5 separate regions of the Homo sapiens genome follow, and all the other regions are linked to region 4. A link is a contact called in ENCODE Hi-C or POLR2A ChIA-PET data. All regions are on one chromosome and are shown on one strand. The core of a region is the stretch at or near the end of the contact, and the rest is flanking DNA. Distances in the headings are between cores, read along the strand shown. Region 1 holds the start of CCL15-CCL14 (CCL15-CCL14 readthrough (NMD candidate)). Region 2 holds the start of TADA2A (transcriptional adaptor 2A). Region 3 holds the start of SNHG30 (small nucleolar RNA host gene 30). Region 4 holds the start of PIGW (phosphatidylinositol glycan anchor biosynthesis class W). Region 5 holds the start of CCL5 (C-C motif chemokine ligand 5).

Region 1 (2,700 bases), core at 92-2,591, 530 kb before region 4:
CCAAAGCCTGAAAGGCTTATTCAGACTACCCAGCCCTAAAGTGTATGCTCTGTGCTGCCTTGCTTTCCCCCGAGAAACCCCAATAAAGGTTCTGGCATAGGTTGTCCCTTCCCTCCTGTTTGTGACTCCTGCCCGTGACTCCTGCCCGTGACTCCTGCCCTGGATGCTTCCCTTGGGGCCCCGTGTGTCACGGTGTACCTCCTTCTCTTGGGAAATGTAAATAATACATTCTTTTTTCAATGTCATTGACCTCTTTGCGTTGACATTCACCTCCACAAATTAAGATTCCACAGGAACAAGTGAGACAGTGATCTTGGGTGAGTCACTTACCTGGCTGGTTCCTTTTCCTCTCACAAATCATAATTTTACACCAGATGGTAGATAGCAGTTCTAGCACCATAAAATTGTATGATTCTTTTTACAAATTTACAATTTAATTACAGTTCTTTTGTTCCAGCTAAAATATCAGCTAAGGGAAAAAATCAGATAATTTTTGCTGTGAAAAGGGAAATAATTGGCCCCAAATGGGACCAGTCATCTGTGTACCTTTCCCCGCCAGGGTCCAAAGGCTGCAGACAGAGCCAGGTCTATACCCTGCTGGTGCTTTTTAAATAAGTTCCATAACCATGTCTGGGCTGGAGAGTAGTCACAACATGTCTCCGTCCCAGAGCTTGAGTTACCATGGACCTGGTCACCTGGGAGAAAGCTCACTGGACTCACCATTTGTGAACTGGGCCTGGGATCCAAGGACAGCAACAAGCATGAGGCAGGAGAGGGCAGCCACGGAGACCTTCATCCTCCTGGTGGGCAGGCAGGGCTGGCCGAGGACTCCTGGGCTCACTGCTTCCTGGCTCCCCGGGATACCAGCTCTGCCCTTGTATTTATAAGAAGAGGAGGATCCAGGAAGTCCCAGGGCAGAGGTCAGAATGCTCTTCTTTAGCTATATAATAGTTACCATGCAGTTTCTAAAAAGAGAACAAGGCTGAGAGTGCAACAGAAAGTAGAGGACAAAGATGACTTGAACTGTCCCTGTGGATTTCCCGAATTATCCCAATAGCTACAGGCAGATAAAAAAAAATGTTTCAAGGAAGAGTCTTCCCTCCAGGAGATTAATCTAATCCTCTAAGCCTGAGATAGGAGTGGGGGACTATCTTAGACTCTTGGATTCAGGATTGGGATGTGGTGAATGCTGCCTTTTTTCCCTTTCCAGTTCTATTCCTGTAGTTCCAACCAGGAGGTGTTAGCAGTGGTGAATCCATATCAGTCTGCAGCAGCCTCAGTTCTTGCCTCCTCAGAAGAAATAATTCAACTGAGGGGTATAAGGCAGAGTGAGAGACCGAGACAAGATTTAGAGCAGGAATGAAAGTAAAGAACACTTGGAAAAGTGCCAAGCAGGTGACTGGAGAGATTCAAGTGCCTGGTTTGACCTTTGGATTGGGGTTTTATATGCTGGCATTCCGCATGCGCAGTGGTCTGCCAGCACTAGGGAGGGGCTGCATGCACAGTGTGCTTACTGGAGTTGTACGCATGCTCACTTGAGGCATTCCTTCTTGACCAGTCAAGTGTTCCTAGGTCACATACCAGTTGAACTCTGCCATTTTGCCTCTTAGTGCACATACTTGAGCCTACTTGCCTGACTCCTGAGATCTTAATGGGAAACTGTTGATCACCAGTTTGAGATATTTCTATCTATTGGGAGACTGTCTTTGCTGGTGCTGGCTTTGACCAATTACTGTTTTAGAGAGACAGTGTAACAACTGCCTGACCATCATCTGATGGTTGTCTGACATTCATGGTGGGGCAGGGGGCTCTCCCGCCCTGCTCATGTCTGAATAACTACCTACTATGAAACAGGGATTTTTTTTTTTTTTGAGACGGAGTTTTGCTCTTGTTGCCCAGGCTGGAGTGCAGTGGTGCATTCTCACTCACTGCAAACTCCACCTTCTGGGTTCAAGCGATTCTCCTGCCTCAGCCTCCTGAGTAGATGGGATTACAGGCATGTGCCACCACACTCAGCTAATTTTGTATGTTTAGTAGAGACGGGGGTGTTCACCATATTAGTCAGGTTGGTCTCGAACTACTGACCTCAGGTGATCCACCTGCCTCGGCCTCCCAAACAAAGGGACTTCAAAGGTAAGAATGAGTCAAGCTGGCCACGAAAATGGAGAACTGGAAAATCTCAAGATTAGAGGCTAGAAGACCTTCCCAGGCACTGATGATGCCACGTCAAGTTCTAACCACCCCATCTTGGACCTTCAAGTGCCTCCAAAGCCTATGATAAAGGGTGGCCACCAGAGGGAATTCTCTAATCTGCGAACTTGGCTGTGATTTTTCAAACAGAATCTGCCAGTGGCTTCTCATGGACTTGAGTCAACTCCAAGGTTTGTGTATGAGTGTAGAAAGTCCTTCAGAATAGGGTTCTCCTTATATGCACAACTCCTCTAGTTTCTAATGTAATGGCATTTAAATGCATATTAAGTTTAAATAGTGATGCACCTATTAATTTAGATTTTATACTTTTTTCTTTTGGAGTTAATTTTTTTTTTCAGGACCCCAATACTAAATGCCTAATGGGTAAATTGGCCCTGTGCAATACTAATTCCTAGCAACCCATTAACTCTACTCAGCAGTCAGCTCTGCCAGAAAGACTTCTTGGCTGTCGCTCCCACGAGGCTGGGCCAGGTGTCCCTTTTCAGTGTT
Region 2 (2,700 bases), core at 82-2,581, 870 kb after region 4:
TTTTCTTTTCTTTTTGAGACAGAGTTTCGCTCTCGTTGCCCAGGCTGGAGTGGAATGGCAAGATCTTGGCTCATTGTAACCTCTGCCCCCAGGGTTCAAGCGATTCTACTGCCTCAGCCTCCGGAGTAGCTGGGATTACAGGTGCCTGCCACCACACCCGCGTAATTTTTTGTATTTTTAGTAGAGACGGGATTTCACCATGTTGGTCAGGCTGGTCTAGAACTCCAGACCCTGTGATCCGCCCGCCTCGGCCTGCCAAAGTGCTGGAATTACAGGCGTGAGCCACCGCGCCCGGCAGGGCTTTTTTTTTTTTTTTTTTTTGGAATGAACTTGTATTATGCATATACCAAAAAAGAATGAAAGGGTTCACACAGGCATAAAGTGTAAGTGAATTCTAAAAAAAGGTTGGGCAAATTTATCAAAGGCAGACTTCTAAATAGATGTAACAGTTATATAGTTCAGATAAACCATGGTTTGAATTCCCTTCCCCAGTACTTCCTAGCAGTGTGATCCCAAGTTATTTATGTCAGTGCCTAGATTTCTTCACCTGGAAAATAGGGATAACAACAGGTGCCTACCTCACAAGTTTTAAATGAGACCGTATGTGTAACCTGCTTTGTGCAATGTCTGGCATGCAATAAGTACTCGACAAATGGTAGCTATTAGAATCATCATTAACAGCAGTAATAAGAGATCTTGGGACATACCTAGCCCTCAAGATTGACATCAGAGTAGACCACCACATCCTCTCATCATTGCGCCTCAATTTGGGCCTCTGAAGCCCAAAGAGGGGATGGTTCTTTCCAAAGAAGACAATTTCGACGTTCCAGGAGCATCTGATTGAAACGCACCCTCTTCACCCCTTAAAATCAGTCTGGTTCATCCACGAGCAGCCCTTCGGGGCCCGGACTGGAGAGGCGCCACGGCTCGCCGTCCCTGGGCCCAGTTCCCTCAGCCTCAATTTCCCTTGCTGCAACAGGGGTGGAGATGGGAACGTTATCCCCAAACCCAGGCAGTCCCGGCTCGGCCCGCCTCACCGCACTCCGGAGGGGACCAAACAGCCCCACGCGCCAGGAAGCCTCAGGCAACGGGCCACGCGCCACACGGGCAAAGTGATTACTGGTCGGATCAAAAGTCAGGCAAGCGGCTCAGCCCCATCCTCCCAGTCCTCGGGCACGGGGACAGCAGCAGGCGCGCGGCGGGGACCGGGAAAAGGCCAAGAGGGCGGTGGCGGGCGCTCAGCACCCGGCGGGGGCCTCCACGGCCGAGGGGCGGAGGCGGCGGGCGCGCGGCACGCGGCGCGCTCGCCACTGCGCCGCCCGGGGGCGCGCACGCAAAGCCCGGAGGCGCGCGCGACCGGCGGCTCTTTGGCGCGGATTAGGGGGTCTCGGCGAGGTGAGGCGCCAGGCAGCGCTGGGCGGGCGGGCGGGCGGGTGGCGGAGCGCGAGCCCCTCTAGCGGGACTAGGGAGAAGCGGGGGCCACGAGGTGCGGCGGGGGAGGAGTCGCGGGCTGCGGGCCCCGGCGGCGGGCTTGACGCGGCAGGCTGGCGGGCCGGCGGGCGGGCAGCGGCGGGCCTCGCCGCTCTGTGGGGGAGGGCGGTGTGGGGCCGGGCCTGACCCCGGGGGCCCGCCCCGCGTCTGGGCGGTGCCCCAGTGCCCCGGCCTCGCCATTTCCCGCTCAGCCCTGGAGCGCGTAGCTCTACCAAGAATGGCCACTGTGCCAGATGCCCCTGACCAGCGTTGCCCATTTGAATTTCCTAGCAGGCCCCCCAAAGTAGGTATTTCAGTACCCTGTTAGAGCTGAGGCGCAGGTAAAATGACTGGCCCAGGCCGGTCCCACCCCGTAAGGATTTGAACGTTGGCTCCACAACTCGGGAGCCTGCGCCTTTCCTCCTCCCAACGTGGACTCCTGCCCGGCGAAGTGCCTCACTTCCTTCTCCCGGTAACTGATTCGAATTTGGCGATTGTTAGTTTGGAGCTAGCGCCAGTGTTTCCACGGAAGTTGGTGTCAGAATGTGGTCTCTTGTGAAAGGGGGAGAAAGAAGATTCTGCAGACTGCAATATTGTGCTTTTTTGCCTTTTTTTTTTTTTCTCCTAGGCTGTACTGCAGTGCAGTGGCACGATCGCGGCTCACTGCAATCTCCGCCTCCCAGGCTCAAGCGATTCTCGTGCCTGAGGCGTGGGCCACCACGCCCAGCTAATATTTGTATTTTCAGCAGAGGTGGGGTTTCACCATGTTGGCCAGGCTGGTCTCGAACTCCTGACCTCAAGTGATCCTTCCGCCTCGGCCTCCCAAAGTGCTGGGATTACAGGCGTGAGCCACCACGCCCGGCCCTACTATTTTTTTATTTTTTGAGATGGCGTTTCTTTCGCCCAGGCTGGAGTGCAATGGCGCCATCTCAACACACTGCAACTTCTGCCTCCCAGGTTCAAGCGATTCTCCTGCCTCAGCCTCCCGAGTACCTGGGATTACAGGCGCCCGCCACCACACCTGGCTATTTTTTGTATTTTTAGTAGAGATGGGGTTTCGCTGTGTTGGCCAGGTTGATCTCGAACTCCTGACCTCAGGTTATCTGCCCACCTGGGACTCCCAAAGTGCTGAGATTACAGGCGTGAGCCACCGCACCCGGCCTCCTACTGTGCTTTTTCGAGTGTTGATCAGTCCCTATTGACTGTGCATCCTTTACTGGACGTCTGTTT
Region 3 (2,700 bases), core at 143-2,642, 970 kb before region 4:
ATCACATTATCATATCAACCTGAAAATGTCACCACTATCTGGAGAGTTGGACATGTTTTATTGGGGACATATTTTTTCTCTCTGAATCTGTTATGAACGCTTTGGTTGGCTGAGTTCAGTAATAAATATGTGAGACCTTTCATTTCAAAAAAAAAAAAGAAAGCAAGCAAGCAACAGGTTGAGAGAAAGGGAGATGGATGGGAGAAAGATAAACCAGGTAGAGGAAATAGCACGCGCAAAGGCACATTGTCTTCACTGTCTAATCTCTCCAATCCTTAACGAACGAAAGAGGCCTTGAGTGGGTCTGGTACAGAAGACTCTCCATTTTACTTCTTCATGTCCTTTTACCCATTCCTGTCTAACATTCATCACAATCCTCATTCGCCTTTCATATGCCACTCCTCTATTTCCACTGCCAATCTAATTTAAGCTCCTATTAGCTCTCACCTGGACCATTGCAATAGCTTTCCCTCCTTTCGCTCTCTGCCCCCCACCAATCTAAACACAGTTGAGGCCGGGCACGGTGGCTCACGCCTGTAATCCCAGCACTGTGGGAGGCCGAGGCGGTAGGATCACCTGAGGTCAGGAGTTCAAGACCAGCCTGGCCAACACGTTGAAACCCCGTCTCTACAAAAGTACAAAAATTAGCCCGGCATGATGATGGGTGTCTGTAATACAGCTACTCGGGAGGCTGAGGCACGAGAACCGCTTGAACCTGGGAGGCGGAGGTTGCAGTGAGCCGAGATCGCGCCACTACACTGCAGCCTGGGCGACAGAGCGAAACTCCATCTCAGGAAAATAAATAAATAAATAAATAAATAAATAAATAAATAAATAAAATCAGCCGGGCGTGGTGACGCCTGCCTGTAATCCAAGCTGCTCAGAAGGCCGAAGCAGGAGAATAGCCTGAGCCTGGGAGGCGGAAGTGGCAGTGAGCCGAGATCGCGCCACTGCACTCCAGCCTGGGCGACTTGAGTGAGACCCTGTCACAAAAAAAAAAAAAAAAAAAACCCAAAACCATTTCTTCCCGCAATCCCAGGGCACACACACTATAATCCTGCCTCAAATGCTCATTCCCAGTTATGAAACAGGGTACAGGCAAAACCACTCTGCCTAACAGTCACCCCGACGGCCGACGGCGAGGAATTGTGGAGGGGGCGGGGGAGAATTGCTCAGAACTTGGAAAGCGACTGGTCTCTCAGGATAGAGACCGCGACGCAAAGAAGTGACGGAAAAGATGCGTCCGCCATCCCTTTTGCTCCACCCCTGACGTTGGCCTCGGCCTTCGATTGGCTGCTCCTCCCACCAGCCCCGCCTCAGGGGCGCCCACGTGACCCGATGGCCGCCGTGGGATTGGTTGTTCGGCGAGAGCCGCGCTAGGCTGTAAGACCTGAGCCGGGCGGAGAAGCAAAGGAGAGGGAAGCTGGAAGCACCTTTGGCCCGGGACAGAAATCTGGAGAGCTTGGCTACCTCCATCCTCCTCAGGCCGGAGCAGGCTTCCTGAGAGAGTCCAGGTCGTAGGAGTTTTACGACTTAGAAAAGCGGGCTGCAGATTCCTTCCTGGGTGTTTGGTTCAAGCCTTGGCTCCAGCCTCACTCTCAGTCTTCCCGGGAGTTCGTGGGATTTGGACCTTAGATTATTAGTATTATTTTGAGGGCCTCCTGTGTGTAAGCACTGGTTGTGCGCAGATGGCTGTGCAGAGGGCCATGAGGTAGAGGCTGGGGAAATGAGGGCTTGGAGGTGCTTGAGGTATGGTCTTTACCTACGTGAAATGTTGGAGGTAAGTCGGATTTATAACTTGTGTTGATGCTTTTATAATCTAGGAGCTTAGGGTTTAGTAGGAAGAGTCGCTCATTCAATGAATTAAACGCTCATTCCTATGTACTAGGCACCATTCCGAGTGCAGTGGCTACAAAGACTAGTAGAACATAGTCCTGGTTCTTTAGGAACTCTGTGATTGGGCAAGTGGGAGAGAGGGCGGAAAACGTGAACTGGTGAGTAGTTGGCGTGTGATGCGTGCCGTAGTGGAAGAAAGTGCTGTGAGAGTTAGAAGAGGGGGATGATTGAAGGAATTAAGGACATTTAACAGAAAGTGATATTTGAGTAAAGTTTATTTTTGTTTTGTTTTTTTTTTTTTTTTGAGACGGGAGTCTCGCTCTGCCTCCCAGGTTGGAGTCCAGTGGCGCTATCTCGGCTCACTGCAACCGCCGCCTCCCGGGTTCAAGCAGTTCTCAGCCTCAGCCTCCCAAGTAGCTGGGATTACAGGCGCACACCACCACGCCCGGCTAATTTTTGCGTTTTTAGTAGAGATGGGGTTTCACCATGTTGGCCAGGCTGGTCTTGAACTCCTGACCTCGTGATCCACCCGCCTCGGCCTCCCAAAGTGCTGGGATTACAGGCCAAAGCCACCGCTCCCGGCCTTGAGTAAAGTTTAAAAAGTATACTTAGGGTGGGTATTTATCCCTCCATGAAAGCGCCTTTTACTCAGCCAGCACAGAGCCATCCCTTTGCCCTTCCAGATGCCTGACTGGGACCTTGCTTATGGATGTGTGAGCTTTTAATCTCTGGCTGTAATCTTACCCACTTCAACCTAAACTTGGAATGATTACTCTTGACCCTTTTTTTGAGTGATAAGGCAAATCTCCCCACACCTGGGCATTTTAAAGTTATATACTGTATGTTTAAATATCCCCCTTAAAA
Region 4 (2,700 bases), core at 164-2,663:
TTTAAAGAACCCAGGGATAGGGACTTCCATAGAAGCTGGAAAAAGGACAATTGAGGCGGAAACAGGTATCAGGACCGTGCTGGACCACTTAAGGTGTGGTGCTACAGCCCTAAAAGATCCTGACCCTGGACACTGACTGTACCCCATCCAAGGGACAGCCATGCAGAGGGCTCCAGAGAACAAAGCTCTTTCAACTGGGAACTCATCTCAAGCAATAGGTCCAGAGGGGCAGCACAACAGGTTTGGGGTTTGAATCCAAAACCCAAGGCCCCTGGCACAGAACCCAAGAACTAAGCCTCACTCTGTTTCCTCGTTTACAAAACGGAGTGATAATATCCAGATCTCACGGGGCTAAATGAAGCGTTAAAGGGGCTAATACCTGTGAAAGCGCTCTGCAAATGTTATTACGATGCAGCATCAGCTCCTAGCTGGAGTCAAGTGAGATTAGAGCAGTTTTCTCCAGTTCTCCCAGCTCCTGCTCCAGTCGGTTTCGCGGTTACCAGCCAAGAATTTCTGGAAAGGGTGTGAACACTGTGGGCAGAAAGGAGACGGTAATGAGTAAATGGAACACCGAATCAAGGCAAGTGGCAACCTGATCACCAGTCCCTCCTTCTCAGACTGTTTCTTTCTAGGCATGGAGGACAGTGGGAGGGCAGACGCTGAGAAGCGCTGGGTAAGGATCTCATCAGTCCAGCTGGCTCCGCCCCCAGGTTCCCGGCGGGAACCGGGGACTCAAGGTCCGGGCGTCGTGCCGCAAACCCAGGGCTGGGATGCCGTTCCGGAAGCACCTGGCACGGGGAGAGTATGTCCTTCCCAGGAAGGTGGACGTGACCCCAGCCAAGGGCGCAGCTGCCCTGACACCTCCCGGGACCAGCCGCCCCCTCCCGGGGTCCTCAGCTGGGCGAAGAGTGGAGCAAGGACCCTCTCCCCCCAGGCCGCCCCCTGCCGGCCAGGTGGAAAGGTGGAGGGTGATCAAGAAAGACTTGTTTCAAGCAAGAGCCAAGAGCTGGGCTACCCCCTCGTGAGACACAAGAGGGTCAAAAGGAAAAGGCAAAAAGGAGGGAAACGGCGCTTTGGAAGGGGAGGTGGAGACGCCTACTTCTTCCTCACCGCTGCGGGGCAAACTGGCCTCCCAAGCCCCTTCCGCGTCTGAAGGGCTTCAGATATAGGTTCGGGTTGACACTCACCGGTCCCACGGCCCGAGCCGCCGTGCTTCAGGCCCCCGCCCGGCCAGACTGGAAAGGCGGGCGGGCCAGGTCAGGCGGCGGGAAGAACACGGGCAGGAGAGAAAAGAGGAGGGGCAAGAGCGTGCAGTGAGGAAAGGAACCTGGGAGCGCCGAACCGCACCCCGTCGGCTGCGGCACTGCTAAGTGGCCGGGGGTCGGCCGGCTCCTCCCTAGGGGCGGGGCGAGCACTCGCGGCGCGGGGCGCGCACGTGGCTTGGCCGGGACGCCTGGTCCGGCTTGCTGGCTTCAACTACGGTGAGATGTTTTGCGACCCTGGGGTAAAATGAGGGTAAAGCGGCAGCTTCCCACGTTCTGGGGGAGAAGCGCGGAAGCACGGTTTCCTGGGCCTTCGGGCGACACCAGGACTGGGGGTCTTTCAGTAGAGGTCGCCGCGGCGGAGTCTTGTGCGAGTGCGGCGGAGTGTTGTGCGAGGCCGGCGGACACCATTACCCTGATAGGGCCTCGCCGTGAGGTCTGAGGGGCCGTGTGAGGTGCATGGCGCGCCGTTTCCTCTCCAGGCGCTCCTCTCAGGGCTACGGCCCTAGAAGATCTGGCCTGCACCAGCCCAAAGGACATGACAGGAGTGGGTAGCCCACGGGACACTGGCACGAGCGCCATGATGGGCGGAGACGCGCGGAATCGGCCGGCCCGGAAGTGCCAGCTGCCTGCGTCGGCCGGAAGTGCCGCGCGGGAGGCGGAAGCGGCTGGTTCCCGCGTGGTTTGGCGGGTGCAGCGGCAGTCCGGCTGCCCTTCCCACGTAGACCGTCTGCTGGGGGCGCCGGCACCATTTGGAGTACGTGAGGTATACGGGTAGGGCGCGGCCAGGTCGGGCGTCTGTTAGGAAAAAGACTTTTTATTTTTATGTTTATTTTTTAAGAGACGGAGTCTCGCTCTGTCGCCCAGGTAGGAGTGCAGTGGCGCGATCTCGGCTCACTGCTGCCTTCCACCTCTGGGCTCAAGCGATCCTCCCGCCTCAGCCTGGCATTACAGGCGCGCACCACCACGCTCAGCTAATTTTTAATTTTTCTTTTTTTTTTTTTCACTCCTGGCCTTAAGCGATCCTCTCTCCTCCCAAAGCGCTAGGATTGCAGGCATGAACCACTTCTCTCGGCTAGGACTTTTATTTTTAATGGTCAACTGATTTGAGTTGGTTACTGTGAGATATTGTCACAGGTTCCAGACAGGCCATAATGCACGCATGCATTCACTTACTTATTCAGCTCATGGTACATTTAGAAACTCTAGGTTCATGTTTAACCAACAAATGTGTTCTTCCAGTATGCCGTTTTTCAGACAATGATGTGTGGCATTCAGAGGTGTTTTACAACCCTTAATAAAAGAGCAACTAACACTAGTATGTGCTATACATCCATTCTTAATGCACCCACCGTACCTACTTCCATCCTAACCTGAAAACATAGCTGTCTGTAAATGAGGAAAGGAGCAGCCTGGGGATCCAGAAATCACTGCAGGG
Region 5 (2,700 bases), core at 99-2,598, 650 kb before region 4:
TCAGGCTCCATGACTCAGCCAGGATCCTAAGAAGGGCCTGGAGATGCATATTGTATCTTGGGAGCTCTGGTTGAGCTTCAGTGAGAAGGGCTCTCAACAGAGAACTTCTTGTTGGTCAGTTAATTCAAGATGACGTTGGGAAGCATCAGTTGCCACTTCCCAGCAGAGGAGTAGTTTTTATTTTCCCAGCAAGATGGAACCAGGTTTGAATACCAGTCTCCCCATTTCCTAGCTGTGTGCCTCCATGGACAAGTTACTTAACCTCTCTGTTTTCCCATCTGTACATCAAGGACAGCTACTCAAAGAAGGGTTGTGGGTATTAAATAAGATGTACAAAAATCGGCTGGGCACGGTGGCTCACGCCTGTAATCCCAGCACTTTGGGAGGCCGAGGCGGGCGGATCACGAGGTCAAGAGATCGAGACCATCCTGGCTAACATGGTGAAACCCCGTCTCTACTAAAAAATACAAAACATTAGCAGGGTGTGGTGGCGGGTGCCTGTAGTCCCCGCTACTCCGGAGGCTGAGGCAGGAGAATGGCATGAACCCGGGAGACGGAGCTTGCAGTAAGCCGAGATCGTGCCGCTGCACTCCAGCCTGGGCGACAGAGCGAAGACTCCATCTCAAAAAAAAAAAAAAAAAAAAAAAAGATGTGCCAAAATCAGCACAATGCCTGATCCATAGTAACCATTTAATTAGCTTTTATTATCCTCTCCTTGTTTTTATTTGTTTTTTAAATGTATTCACTCTAATAAAGCCACATACCCTCTCATAAGCCAATTTTTTTTACATTTATGAAATGAGAGAGAATATGGCTGTCTCAGGGTCTCAGGAAGTTTTAGTTTAGTTAAATTTCTTAGAAACCCTGCTGCTGACAGGCATGAGTCAGACGTGTTTCAAAGTCAGTGTGAGCTACTCATGACTACTAATCTCCCCAACATGAGTCCACACTCAGTGAACACCTGTAGGCCTTGAGGGTGTAGACCTTAAAGACAGAAAAACTGATCAGGAGATCCCTGCCATGAAGCAGCATAGAGATCTCTCAAGGACAACAGGACATATGGGTAAGACAATTCATAAGAATGTAAATAATGGGGTTCAGACAGTATTCATGCTACAGTTGAAAAGAGGGCAAGGTGTGGGACAGTCATTGGGATGGGGTAGGCATTCTAGGCAGAGTCTGACTCCAGGGGCTGTGGTGGTCAAGACCAGGACTTACATGGGGAGGCAGATGCAGGAGCGCAGAGGGCAGTAGCAATGAGGATGACAGCGAGGGCTGCCGCGGAGACCTTCATGGTACCTGTGGGAGAGGCTGTGCGAGGTCCACGTGCTGTCTTGATCCTCTGCAGGAATCCTCTGCAGCTCAGGCTGGCCCTTTATAGGGCCAGTTGAGGGGCATCCCCTAAGGGGAGTTTCCAAAATAGCAACCAAGCATTGGCCGGTATCATAAGTGAAATTGCACAAAACGGAAAAGAAAACTGAAATAGCCTCCGGAAATTCGAGTCTCTGTCTCTCCCTCACTGCTCTCTCATCTAGAGTGAGCTCATCAGTTTCCTCTTTGACCAAGCACCAATGGTGGAAAAATTTCTCTGCTGACATCCTTAGTTTTACCTTCCAGGGAAGGGGTCCTCCTCAGAGAGCAGGAAGCCGCTTTCTTGGGGACAACAAGGAGTGGCAGTTAGGACAGGATCAGAAGTCACTGAGTCTTTATTACTCACTGAGTCACTGAGTCTTCAAAGTTCCTGCTTATTCATTACAGATCTTACCTCCTTTCCCTCATCCATGGAAGGATGTTATTTATAAAGTGTTTTATTGAGGAGGGTCCTCTGGATATACAGTCCCCAAAGGAGGTGAGCACACTCACACTGTAAATTGAGGCAGTTGATCTGAGCTGGGCATTGGGAACCTTTTCACAAGATATGAGTTGGAATGAGTCCTCTTGTGGGAATTTCTTGCTTTCATCCTGGTCATAGGGTCTCTCCCATTTACTTGCTAAGCGACCTTTGGGAAAAGTGCTTAATGTCTTTGAGTTCTATTTCCTTGTTTATAAAGTGGAATAATTGATTAGAGACTTGTTGAGAAGCAGAGGGAGAGAAAGATATCTTACAGCATACTCTATCATTATTGGCTACCATTTACCGAGGGCTTATCTGTGCCAGCCACTATTCCACTGTCCTAGCGCGTGTCAACTCATTTACTATTATTATCCCCATTTTATGAATGAGGAAACTCAATAAATACTGGGATCCCATCTCACTGTAAGGCCTTCTTGGGCACAAAAGTTACAGAATATGAAAGCTTCAAAGGACTTTAGGGATCATTTTTTCCATGTTCTTCAGTTGCACAAGAGGAAACCAAGGCCCAGTGAGCAGGAGTGACTTGCTAAGAACACACAGCAAATGAATGACAGAGTTGGGATCAGAACCCAGTTGCCCTCACTCCCACTTCAGTGCTCTGTCCATTAAGTACTGCCCAACATTAAAGGGTTCGTGGTTAGGAGTATCCTCAAAACTGAACCCATGTGGAACTTCTGGATTAGAGCTAGGGTCCTTACTGCATTCCAAAGAACTGGATACAGTAAGTCTTCATCAATTCCTATTTTAGTAGTTCAGAATTAGCAACAATTTGGTCCGGGCTAGGCTGAAATTGGCATCTGAATAATAATAATAATATTATTATTATTATTATTATTATTGAGACA

What was found. A loop is a pair of places that touch in the nucleus more often than their neighbours do. ChIA-PET counts read pairs that join two places held with the same protein, here RNA polymerase II (POLR2A). Pooled maps may share reads with other maps.
Region 1: a loop to region 4 is called in a pooled map, with 2.0 times the contacts of the local background. The contact joins the promoter of CCL15-CCL14 here to the promoter of PIGW in region 4. A Hi-C loop is called at or near these places in 1 of 50 pooled maps. POLR2A ChIA-PET finds 5 or more read pairs at or near these places in 2 of 52 experiments (CD8-positive, alpha-beta memory T cell and H1).
Region 2: a pooled map shows a loop between it and region 4 (7-fold over the local background). The contact joins the promoter of TADA2A here to the promoter of PIGW in region 4. A Hi-C loop is called at or near these places in 4 of 37 single-sample maps with no recorded cell type and 12 of 50 pooled maps. POLR2A ChIA-PET finds 5 or more read pairs at or near these places in 3 of 52 experiments (Caco-2, MCF 10A and WTC11).
Region 3: a loop to region 4 is called in a map of ascending aorta, with 8 times the contacts of the local background. The contact joins the promoter of SNHG30 here to the promoter of PIGW in region 4. A Hi-C loop is called at or near these places in 2 of 168 maps with a recorded cell type or tissue (B cell and ascending aorta) and 11 of 50 pooled maps. POLR2A ChIA-PET finds 5 or more read pairs at or near these places in 2 of 52 experiments (activated B cell and activated naive CD4-positive, alpha-beta T cell).
Region 5: a loop to region 4 is called in a pooled map, with 6 times the contacts of the local background. The contact joins the promoter of CCL5 here to the promoter of PIGW in region 4. A Hi-C loop is called at or near these places in 3 of 50 pooled maps. POLR2A ChIA-PET finds 5 or more read pairs at or near these places in 3 of 52 experiments (HEK293, IMR-90 and activated B cell).

Annotation. Positions count from the first base shown.
Region 1 is chr17:36,000,697-36,003,396 of GRCh38, forward strand. CCL15-CCL14 (CCL15-CCL14 readthrough (NMD candidate)) reads right to left here and starts at 1,342. Exons shown (of 7, transcript NR_027922.3): 1 at 721-1,342. CCL15 (C-C motif chemokine ligand 15) reads right to left here and starts at 857. Exons shown (of 4, transcript NM_032965.6): 1 at 721-857. The coding sequence starts at 796. It overlaps LOC107985068 (a long non-coding RNA gene), which reads left to right and starts at 833. Exons shown (of 2, transcript XR_001752854.2): 1 at 833-920.
Region 2 is chr17:37,405,555-37,408,254 of GRCh38, forward strand. TADA2A (transcriptional adaptor 2A) reads left to right here and starts at 1,332. Exons shown (of 16, transcript NM_001166105.3): 1 at 1,332-1,395. It overlaps ACACA (acetyl-CoA carboxylase alpha), which reads right to left and starts at 1,282. Exons shown (of 56, transcript NM_198834.3): 1 at 708-1,282. The coding sequence starts at 745. RefSeq lists an enhancer at 2,464-2,700.
Region 3 is chr17:35,566,722-35,569,421 of GRCh38, forward strand. It overlaps SNHG30 (small nucleolar RNA host gene 30), which reads left to right and starts at 1,393. Exons shown (of 2, transcript NR_135479.1): 1 at 1,393-1,780. It also overlaps the pseudogene RPL39P32. RefSeq lists enhancers at 747-1,429, 1,130-1,259.
Region 4 is chr17:36,533,574-36,536,273 of GRCh38, forward strand. PIGW (phosphatidylinositol glycan anchor biosynthesis class W) reads left to right here and starts at 1,414. Exons shown (of 2, transcript NM_001346754.2): 1 at 1,414-2,019. It overlaps MYO19 (myosin XIX), which reads right to left and starts at 1,295. Exons shown (of 26, transcript NM_001163735.2): 1 at 1,188-1,295; 2 at 380-531. RefSeq lists an enhancer at 1-661.
Region 5 is chr17:35,879,012-35,881,711 of GRCh38, forward strand. It overlaps CCL5 (C-C motif chemokine ligand 5), which reads right to left and starts at 1,349. Exons shown (of 3, transcript NM_002985.3): 1 at 1,219-1,349. The coding sequence starts at 1,294. All of the region lies in intron 1 of LOC105371745 (a long non-coding RNA gene), which reads left to right.